Regions from separate parts of the Mus musculus genome. Here region 1 is linked to region 2. Evidence: chromatin loops called from intact Hi-C (ENCODE). Cell type or tissue: left cerebral cortex. All regions are shown on one strand. Each heading gives the region's core, and the rest is flanking DNA. Links, peaks and the distances in the headings are about the cores only.

Evidence for each region. Peaks named below come from ENCODE experiments on the same cell type or tissue, not always from the same donor. Only the 100,000 strongest peaks of a DNase experiment are listed, where the experiment ranks them.
Region 1: it touches region 2 in a loop (14-fold over the local background); 5 of 42 quality-filtered maps call a loop at or near these places.

The regions. Positions count from the first base shown.
Region 1 is chr10:53,339,014-53,344,399 of GRCm38, forward strand. The region is part of intron 3 of Cep85l (centrosomal protein 85-like); the gene reads right to left. It overlaps Pln (phospholamban), which reads left to right. Exons shown (of 2, transcript NM_023129.5): 2 at 4,744-5,386. The coding sequence starts at 4,851. The coding sequence ends at 5,009. Among named protein-coding and RNA genes, the nearest start is that of Pln, 4.0 kb to the left of the region's middle. In left cerebral cortex, for the core only: a CTCF peak has its summit at 2,491; a DNase peak (open chromatin) is centred at 2,474.
Region 2 is chr10:52,531,713-52,537,098 of GRCm38, forward strand. No RefSeq gene overlaps it. Among named protein-coding and RNA genes, the nearest start is that of Gm36065, 60 kb to the right of the region's middle. In left cerebral cortex, for the core only: a CTCF peak has its summit at 2,354 (motif pointing right); a DNase peak (open chromatin) is centred at 2,361.

The DNA of each region.
Region 1 (5,386 bases), core at 299-5,298, 810 kb after region 2:
TTGTCATATTTCTGCTATTTTTATTTATCTATCCACTGTGTTGCTGGGGGACTAGGGAAGAGAGTGAGAGAGAGAGAGAGAGAGAGAGAAAGAGAGAGAGAGAGAGAGAGAGTGTCATTGCATGTCTGTGAAGGTCAGAAGAGTTTGTAGGAGTCAGTTCTTTCTTCCCACCATGTAGGTCTCAGGAGTCAAGCTTGGGTCGTCAGGCTTGGCAGCAAGTGCCTTACCTACTGAGCCCTTTCCCCGGTCCCTGAAGGTTTACCTTAATGCCTATCCAATAGCATTCTCAAACTTGAACAGTGTGTGCAAAAGTTTTTTTCAGTGGAGTAAGGGGTAGGTAATGAGTTTCTTTCCACCAGAATTTCCTTATATCACAATTAGTTACAAAAAAAAGGAAGCAACTTCTAGAAAAAAATATAAATTCTGCTATAGAAAGCATCTTTAGCAGATTAAGCAGATGCTGCCTGTAGTTAAAATTTTCAATATAAAGCACAGTTTCTACATAGCTTTATGGTGACATTGAAGTATTTTGTTTATAAAGGTACATGCTTTAAAAGTAAGCACAAAAAAGGATAAAATCAATGAAGAAATGTAACAGATACACTAAAAAAGAATGAGATGATTTGCTTTGCCAAAAGGAGTTGCCGCAGTGTCATTTCCTAAAGCAAATCAAAATTGTTTTTAGAATATTTTAGTAGACATAGAGGAAAATTGCTGCATTTGGGTCATTATTAACAAATATTGTTTCTTAATCTCACCAATTTATCAAGACATAATATTTGCATTGGCTATAGAATTCAAAGTATATATTAAAACATCAAGTGAGGATGATTAAAGTATAGATCACTGCTATAAATTACACAGCATAAGCACATTTTTTCTGAAGAACATTTTCCTAAGTGCACTTACACACAGACACTCCCTCTTAATTCTTTGTATGCATCTCTACATCATCATTTGGAGAACAGATTTTAAAACAAGTGAGCTCTGTGAAGTTCACAGAGCTACAAGCAAATAGGAGACCTTGTGGGAGAGGCCATTTGCACCTCTGATCCCGTTCAGTGATGAGCATGGTTAAGATACATCATCATCCTGACAAGGTACAGAAAAAGAAAAGCAAATGCAAAATGCTGTGAATGGTCATTTTCTGAGAAAATGAGGATGCAAACTACTGCTAACTAAAAAGCATTCCTCTGTTTCATTTAAATCCATCAAGTGTTGGATCTGTACTATTCTGTATGATATTCTAAACATTATCTTCAAAGTCAGGCATAAAGTTACTGATGTCCTTAGTTTTTAAGCAGTAAATTCTAGTCAGCAAAGTTCAAAATAATCACATAGACATGAACATACCAGAATCAAATTAAAATATACAATCATTAAGTTTGCTCTATTGATAAAAAATATACCTCCAATCCATTTAAGCTTGTTATCTAAAAATCAGACTGATTTTTCCATAACTCTGAACAAAGGCTTCAACACTCTATTGCATCCCTACAGTGCATCAATTTCATTTCTTACCTGCTCACTCTACCCAAGGTCACTGTTTTCAAGGTTCCTGGATAAAAGAATCTTGCATTGTTATTTACACAATGAATATAATTTTCATCTAATATAGGAATTCACACATTGATCAGACCAACAAAAACAAAAATTTAGAGTTGGGAATGAAAAATATAGTCTTTCTAAATTATAGCAGCATGGCTGATAAGCAGCAGTCTCTTTGGACATTCCAAGAGTGTGTAGTACTTCAGTTTCCTTACCCAACACAATTCTGAAGCATGCATTACCAAATAAACACATGAAAATAAAGCCTTCTTGGGTATTCTAATACCCATGGAGGGATTTACAGAGACAAAGTTTGGAGCTGAGACAGAAGGAAGGACCATCCAGAGACTGTCCCACCCGGGGATCCATCCCATAAACAGCCACCAAACCCAGACACTATTGCATATGCCAGCAAGATTTTGCTGAAGGGACACTGATATAGCTGTCTCTTGTGAAGCTATGCCAGTACCTGGCAAATACAAAAGTGGATGTTCACAGTCATCTATTGGATAGAACATAGGGCCCCCAATGGAGGAGCTAGAGAAAGTACCCAAGGAGCTAAAGGGGTCTGCAACCCTGTAGGAGGAACAACAATATGAACTAACCAATACCCCCAGAGCTCGTGTCTCTAGCTGCATATGTAGCAGAAGATGGCCTAGTCAGCCATCATTGGGAAAAGAGGCCCTTGGTCTTATGAAGATTATATGCCCCAGTATAGGGGAATGCCAGAGCCAGGAGCAGGAGTGGGTGGGTTGGAGAGCAGAGCGGCGGGAGGGTAAAGGGACTTTCGGGATAGCATTTGAAATGTAAATGAAGAAAATATCTAATAAAAAAAATCTTTTTAAAGAAATGAGGAAAAAAAGAAAGGAAGGAAAGCCTTCATGTGTATGCTCTGCCCCATCAGTAGAGCTTACAGGCAACTGAGGACCTCTAGTGCTTCAGAGCACGTACTACATCTTCAGGGCTTTCCATGAATTGGGTGCATCACTCACTCCTCTACATGAACAGGGGTTTATTTGCTAAGTGCCCCTCAATTTTCCTTAGAACTTCCCAAATACTGTCTCCCTACAGCCTGTTTAAAAAAAAAAAAAACAGACTCTGAAGCTTCAGTATAAGGCTAAAAATCACTTTCATGGAGGCACAGGAGCCTTGTAATCCCAGGCAAAAGCAGGACTGCAGAGTTCAAGACTAACCAGTGTGACACACAGTAAGTTTAAGACCAGCCTAGACTACACAGTCCAAAATCGGGGCTGTGTTAATTCAAATAAATATGTTCAATTTCACATAAGTATACATCAATAAAAATAAACCTACGGACGAAAATATCAATTGCCATGAGCTAATTTCAGAGGGAAATTTTTAACAGAATTTTTTAATTGGTCCAATTTCATTCTGTTTACACAATTTTTATCACAACTAGACAGAAGCAGGTGAAGAGACTCTGACGCTTCAGTCTGCACAACAAAGCTGGGACCAAAGGAACTTGCCAGCTTACAATTCTGCAGTCTTAAAGGGGCTTCATCCCAGTGAGCTTTCCTGCGTAACAGGTTGATCTAACTTTTTTGTTTTTGTTTTTGTTTTTTTGTTTTTTTTGTTTTGGTTTGGTTTGGTTTGGTTTTGGTTTGGTTTGGTTTGGTTTTTGGTTTTTCGAGACAGGGTTTCTCTGTGTAGCCCTGGCTGTCCTGGAACTCACTTTGTAGACCAGGCTGGTCTTGAACTCAGAAATTCGCCTGCCTCTGCCTCCCGACTGTTGGGATTAAAGGAATGCACCACCACGCCCGGCTCCTTCAGGGTTTTATACAGATAACTTCTACCCCTACCCAACAGGTTCCTAACAAAGGATATGACTTTTTTTTTTTTTTTTTTTTTTTTTTTTTTTGGCTAGGACCTCACTGTCTAGCCCTGGTTGCCCTGGAACTTGCTATGTAGAGCAGACTGGCTGAAACTCAGAGCTCAGCCTAACTCTGCTCTCCGTCTGGAGTGATAAGACCTAAGGCAAGAGCCGCCACACCTGACAGTATGGTACTGTAGGATTACTGCCGTCTGTAGCTTTCCTCTTCCTCCTCCTACTAAAACAAAAATGATACTTCTGAACTTAATTTCCTAAATTCCGATTTATTCTCTTTAAACAGAGAGAGAGAAGATAATACAAGGTCCCACTAGGAAAAGTAAAGAATTGCTGGTAGCGATCAATCCTTCCAAAAGTGAGAACAGATCCCACACACATAGAACACAAAACTTGGGTTCTCTTCTGCTTCTTACATAACTAAAATACGGGATCTCATATTTCCCACAACCAAATATACATTGTATTTCCAGCACTCTGGTACAAAAATCAGAAAGATTAAACTTCAAATTAGTCTGTAAGTAAAGAGGCTCTGTGTCTCCAGTAAACACCCAATGAACATATACAGTCATCTTTTTAAACCTGTAGCTAATTTTCTGTTAACACGCTTTATTTTGTTGTATTTACTATCAAAGCTTTGAACCTTACATATTCAGCCATAGTTTAGAAGTTTTGAAAGAAGGCCAGACACAAACCCACCCCTGGTAGCCAAGATTAGCTGAAAACTGGCACTGTGATAGTTTAAAACGATAGTCCTTACTGTGCCTTCTGAGTTTGGAAGTCTTTAGTACTTAACATCTTCTTAAAGTGTTTAAAATAACATTCACCAAGAGGCTGGATCTGGGAGGAGTCCGGAGGATGTATATATGATCAAATACACTGAATGATTCTACAAATCTATAAATCATAAAAGAGAATGGCAAGTGGCTAGAATCTGCTTTTTATTTCATATTTTTCACTTAACTATTTTATTTTGGACTAAAACTAGGATCCAAGATATGTTACTATATGCATTTCTTTTTACAAGATTATTTCTGAAACATTAATAGTAAATGTTAAAATCAATTGTGTTTACAGAGAAACAGAGCTTTAAAAAAAGTAACCAAGAAAATAGCCCCAAAGAAGCACCTCATAAATCAAGTACTAGCCGCCAAAGCCGTGGCTCTCCCCGCTCACCCAGGACAGTGAGACGCTCACACATGAGAGACAGAAGAGAGGCCTTGGGGACTGGAGAAGGGGATGGGATTTAAAATACAGCTGAGGAACGAGCTGCTGCAAAGCTGTGCATATCTACCCAGAGAACGGGTTTAGGTATGAACCTAATCTGTTGACTATTTTTTACATCCCAGGTCTCCTAAAAGAAGACAGCTCACATTTGGCTGCCTGTTGTCAACTTTTTATCTTTCTCTTGACCACTTAGAAAAACTTGTCTCCCTACTTTTGCCTTCCTGGCATAATGGAAAAAGTGCAATACCTCACTCGCTCGGCTATCAGGAGAGCCTCCACTATTGAAATGCCTCAGCAAGCACGTCAGAATCTCCAGAACCTATTTATCAATTTCTGCCTCATCTTGATATGTCTGCTGCTGATCTGCATCATTGTGATGCTTCTGTGAAGAGCTGCCGCCACTCCAGACCTGCAACATGCCAACTCAGCTTAAAGCCGAGCACTCCGTCATGGGGGAAGCAACGCACCGCTGCCTTCCGGCTGAGAACAGCTTTGTGAGGGTCACGATTAAGAGTGAAACTAATTGTTAGCCAGTGTATTCATCTGCTGGATCTTGTAAACAAACTTTACAGTGGCTAAGTGTGCATAATGTAGCTGCCAATTTCCTCAACATGGCTCATAAATTTCTTTCCTAAATATTTCTGACAATGAAGTATGAGTTTTAATTTTGAAACACCACTACCAAAAAAGTTCACTTTCTATATCCAACTCTAGCAAGGTCACTTTATAGCTCCAGTCTGGGGAATAAATGGAATATATACTGCA
Region 2 (5,386 bases), core at 139-5,138:
TTTGGGGGCTCCTCTCTAGTTCTGGAAGTGAGAGGCAGAAGCATGTGGATAGGGGCATGCCAATGGTGATGGCTCTCGCCATTTTCCATGATGGGACATAGCTTAGTATTTAGCTTAGATTAGGGTGGTGTATATTTAGAGGAATGAGACCACTTGGTATGTGTGGTTTCTCTTGCCTCCTAATTGCTTCCAGAAATAGACATCTCACTATAGACATACTCTACATTTCATCAAGATTACATCTTGTGCACTAGCTGGGCATTTTAAACAAAAAGAATAACATGGAAAACAGATTATTTGCCTTCCTGCTCTGTGGTCCCTCTGGCACGAGCAGAGCAGAGAATAGCACAATGTGTTTACTTTGAGTCTGATGGACGGGCCCACATTTCTCAGATGCCTTTAAATGGAAGACTCACTGGCCTGCTGTCCACAGAGTGCCTCTGACTGGGCTTTGGCCTGATGTACATCCACTCCGATGGGCAATATTTTGCTCCCAAGTACTGAGGAGGCCTTGTCATAACCTGTATCAAGAACCTTTCCTTCTGCCCCATACTGCCTTTTTCCTCTTTTGTCTACTGATGCTGATCCTTAACTCTTTGGATGTCTTTAGCACCTACTTTTCGATGGTTTCGCCTGCAACACTTCACTCGCTAGGCAACCACATCTCAAGCACAACTGTGATTTCTGTATATTCAGAGTGGAGGCTAAAGCAGGTATAACACTGGTAGGGTTGTGGAATTATGGATTCCAAAGAATTTGAGAATGCTTGCAAGGTGGTAGAAACTTTAGGGGGTGGGGTGTATCTAGAGGAATGAGATCACTTGGTATGTGTCTTTGAAGGTCATATCTGGTCCTTGACCCATTTCTCTTTCATGGCCTACCATTCATCATGAAGAACCTACTCTGTCATGGTCTCCTACTGTCATGACCAATACTGTACTACCCACTTTTGAGTGTAAGGTTGGAGGCCTAGGGATGAAAAGCTCTGAAACTAAGAGTTAAAAGATACAGTTTCTTTTCTAAGTTAAGTTCTTTGTGTCAGGTATTCTATCAAGATGTCAAAAAAGCTGACAGTGGGCTGAAGCAAGCACTGCCTGAGCACACTCACAAAGGATTAAGCAGAGCTGGGCTGCAGGGAATCGAACTCAAGACAAGAGAAGACAAAACAAAACAAAACAGTTGTCAATGAAGATGGATAACAGAGCATTAGCAACAAAGGGGAGCTTTTGGGAGCCATCAGAAGGCTTGACCCCCTGCCCCAAAGGATTCTGCAGGGTGTGACTCTAGTCCCAAAGGTTCTCCAAGAGCAACAAAGTCTCTCCCTAGGCATGAATCAGTTTAGTCAGTGTGGCTGGTTGCAAGGAAATCTCCCAGATACTATACTTTCCCTTTAGGGCTAACTCTGAGAGACAAGCCACAGACATCAAGCAGTGGAAAAGCAGAAAGTGGCACACAACAGAAGGAAGCAGCCAGCTTGGGGTCCTTTCTCAAACAGAAACTTGCATGAGTCATCACCTGGTGGTATTGGGTACTGGGTGCTAGGTGCTGGGTGATGCTTTCTTGAAGTCTACTGTTTCTTTCATAGCAACTGTTCTTGAATCTTGGAGTTGCTGGAAGGATTTTATTCTCAAGGAGAAAGGCTGTAGAGCTTTCTGAGGGTTTTATAGAAGGGATTTGTGGCACACACGCTATTTGCATAACAGAGCTGACAACAGCCCTGAGAGGTGGTGCTGAGAAAAAGTCTCTGAATGAGGCTGTGAGAACAGTAGTGATAAATACTATGGAGCCTGTGTTGCTAAATCGCCTGGTTCATGGGCTATGCTTAGTAGCTCTTTGATCTTGGGTATGTTATTTAAATCCCCTGAGTTGCTTTTCTTGTCTGAAAAATGGGAATAATAATAGAACCCACCCCATGGGACCACTGTAAGAATTAAATTGGCTAGCCTAAAACAAAGGCACAGAATAGCATAAGACACACAACTGATATTCTCATATACATTGCTATGGGCCAGGCTCTTTTGTTGAGTATTAAGTGAGCATGCAGAGGAGACCAAATGCTGGCTGATTCAGAGTTGAGAGTAAGCTAAAAAGCAGGTTAGACTGGTCTGTGACTGGAAGCCTAGAAAATGCAAGCTTCCTGTCTCTTGTCAGCTCTGCAGATTTCTTTTCAGAGAGTGTGATGCATGCTTTTCTGGTTGGTTGTATAGACACTGGCATCACTCTTACACAGGAATAGAAAAGTGCTGTTTTATTTTATATAGAGCAAACAAACAAACAAACAAACAAAAAACAACAATCAGTATTTCCAGAAGTAATGTCGAAGGTGGATTTTATGATCTCACCAGCAGGAGGCGCTGTTCCTATGCAAATCATGTAGAACAGGCAAATTCATTGTGCCCCAAACTGTTTAGCATCATTTGATAAAAATTTCTGGTCTGTTGTTGATACTTGTGAATTCCAGTGTTGGCTAATAAAAATTCTTTTTCAGTTCCTTGCCCACAACTTCAATCTGTATGATTGCAACGGGAAAAGAGTAGAAAGCCATCTCCTAGAAAACGAGATGTCTGTTGTTCAAGGTCTATGTGTGCAGTGGCTTCTAAATATTCAAAGCAGAATTTAAAACATGACATTTATAGAGAATTTCACACTTACTTTTTATATTAACGACATGTAATTTGTTTTTGTCATGATTTATACATAGCATTTAAAATCAATCAATTTTTCATCACATGCAATTGAGTTAAATAATAATCACGAAAAAACAAGGTCAAGATTGTGTTGTTATTTTATGTCACCAGTTTGTTGTTCTCTGCTGTGAATTTGTTCTCTTGGCATAGGAATAATCAGAAAATATGATTTTCTAGTACTTGCAAAGTAATTGAGTAAATCAGTAGAATGCCTCTGTTACAGGAATATGATAAAGTTATTAAGTTAAAAATATGGGGCCGATATTACCTTCCCAACGGAATATTCATATATTCAAGGTGTTATTTGAATGAAACAAAGGTGCATTTGTGTGTGTGTGTGTGTTTTAATATGCTTTTTACCTTTGTGACAATTTTTTTTTGAGTCATGAAAAAGTAACTGAAGTTAATGAATTATTCATCCATTGTACCATAATGATCTTTGTAAGAATGAAACAGTTTGAGTGGATTTGGTTAGTTCTCTTTTTCCAAAACCGATGCTTCCCTGGAAATCTCTAAAGGGGATTTTGCCTATTAAATTTGTATCTTGAAAACAGGTCTGCAGCCAACTTTCAATGGTCACAAATAAACCACCATCTTAGTCCATTTTGTGCTTTCATAACAGAATAGCTGAGACTAGGTCATTTGCAATGAACAAGATTTATTGGCTCACATTTCTGGAAGCTAAGAAGTCTACTATCAATATCTAAATTAGCATCAGGAAAGGCCTTCTGCTGCATTGCCCAATGGCAGATGTCAAAATGGAGAACAACCCAGAGTTAAACTCACATTTTCAGAATGATGCCTAACCTATCCGATTGTGGTCTAATCATCTCTTAACGGGTTCACTTGTTAATACTACTGTAGCCATTAGACTGCAGCATACGATTTGGGGAGGGCAATATTCAGAGCACAGCAGCCACCCTGCAAATTTAACTTTCTTGGCAGCTGCTTTTAGGTTTTGCCACACAGAGGGCAGAATGATGTTTGAATTTCCTCTAGTGAGAGAAGCGCTTGCAGTCTAGTTGTGTCTGAGTATTCTATGCTTCCACACGAGTTTCATAAGATGCAACAGGCAGCTATGCAGAGAGGAAAAAATACATTTTTCTTATCCTTTAAAAGTTTTATTCATTCCTTGAGATGAGAATGTGTCTATGTGTGTGTGTGTATGTATGTATGTATGTATGTATGTATGTATGTATATATTTATTTATCTATTTATTTATATTTAAAAAGGGCCACACCTTGTAACCCTGGATGGTCTGGAAGTCACTATGTATACCAGACTCACCCTGGACTCACAAAGACCCACCTCTGCTTTCCTAGTGTTAGGTTTTAAGGCTGTGCCACTATGCCCAGCCTTATAATATGCTTTTAAATGTCAGTCCAAGGAAATGTGATATGTGAAACTCCAAGCCTCGTACACATCAGATATCAAAACACTCACGTAGAAATGATAACCTTCATGGTGGACAGTCGACTGTAAGCAATGTACTTGTTCTAGAAACAACACCTACTGATTTTGTGATGCTAGTTAACATTGTATCTGTATTTAGTCAGTTTTTCATCACTGTGACAAAATGCTTGCTGTAAACGACTTAAAAGAATGAAACATTTGTTTTGGTTCATAATCTCAGAAACTCAGTCCTCATGGCCCCAATGGCTCTGTTGTCCTGGGCCACGATGAGGCAGAACATCATGACAGAGACGTTATATGGAAGAACAGAGCTATTCATCTTATGGGTCGGGCAGCAGAGAGACAGAGATGGAGAATCTGGTAAGATATGCTTATCAAAGGCATGCTCACAGTGACCCTTCCCTTCAACTAGGCCCTATCTCTAGTTTCCATCCTGTCTCAGTAATATGGCCAATGTATAAATTCACAAATCCATTAATCGTTGCTTCCTTTAGAGCCATCATGGTCTGACCACCTTTCAGGAACATCATCATCTGGAGTCCAAATCCATGAGTCCATTTTTAGGGCAGGGAGTAGATCCAAATCATACAATTATTTACCAGTTGCAAACTATAGTGTCTAGCCAACTTCAAATAATAGCTTTCTGTCTTTAGGTATGGGCATTGCGCCATCAGAAATAAGGTTATTGGTGAGACAGCTCCTGATGGTTCTACTGCAGACCTGACGGAGAGTTAGTCACTCCACTTGCCAGTTTGAGTGGAATCTGTGCAGAAAGTGGCCAGCAAGTATTTTGATCTGCAGGGCTGAGTGAGAACCAATCCATTCCAGATAGGCATCAGTTAGACTGACCATCCTCAAGAGGTCAGAGATACTGGAAGAAACCTGTGGGTCTGGGGAGTAAGGATATATTATTTTTCTATTATTGCCGTGATAAAACACCATAACCAAATCAAATATGGGAGGCAAAGGTTTTTCTTGCTTATGCTTCCAGATAACATCTCATTACTTAGGGAAATCAGGGCAGAAACTCAAGCAGCACAGGAAGCTGGAAGCAGGAGCTGAAGTAGAGGCCATGGAGGGTTGCTATTTATAGCTTGCTCAGCCTGCTTTTTTACAGAACCCAGCTCTGGGATGGCCCCACCCACAATGGGCTAGGCTGTCCTACATTAATCACTAATTAAGAAAATGCTCAAACGTCCTGCCTTAGTCTGATCGTATGGAGACATTTCCTCAGTTGAGATTTCCTCCTCTAGCTTGTGACAAATTGGCACCCAACTGAGCCAGG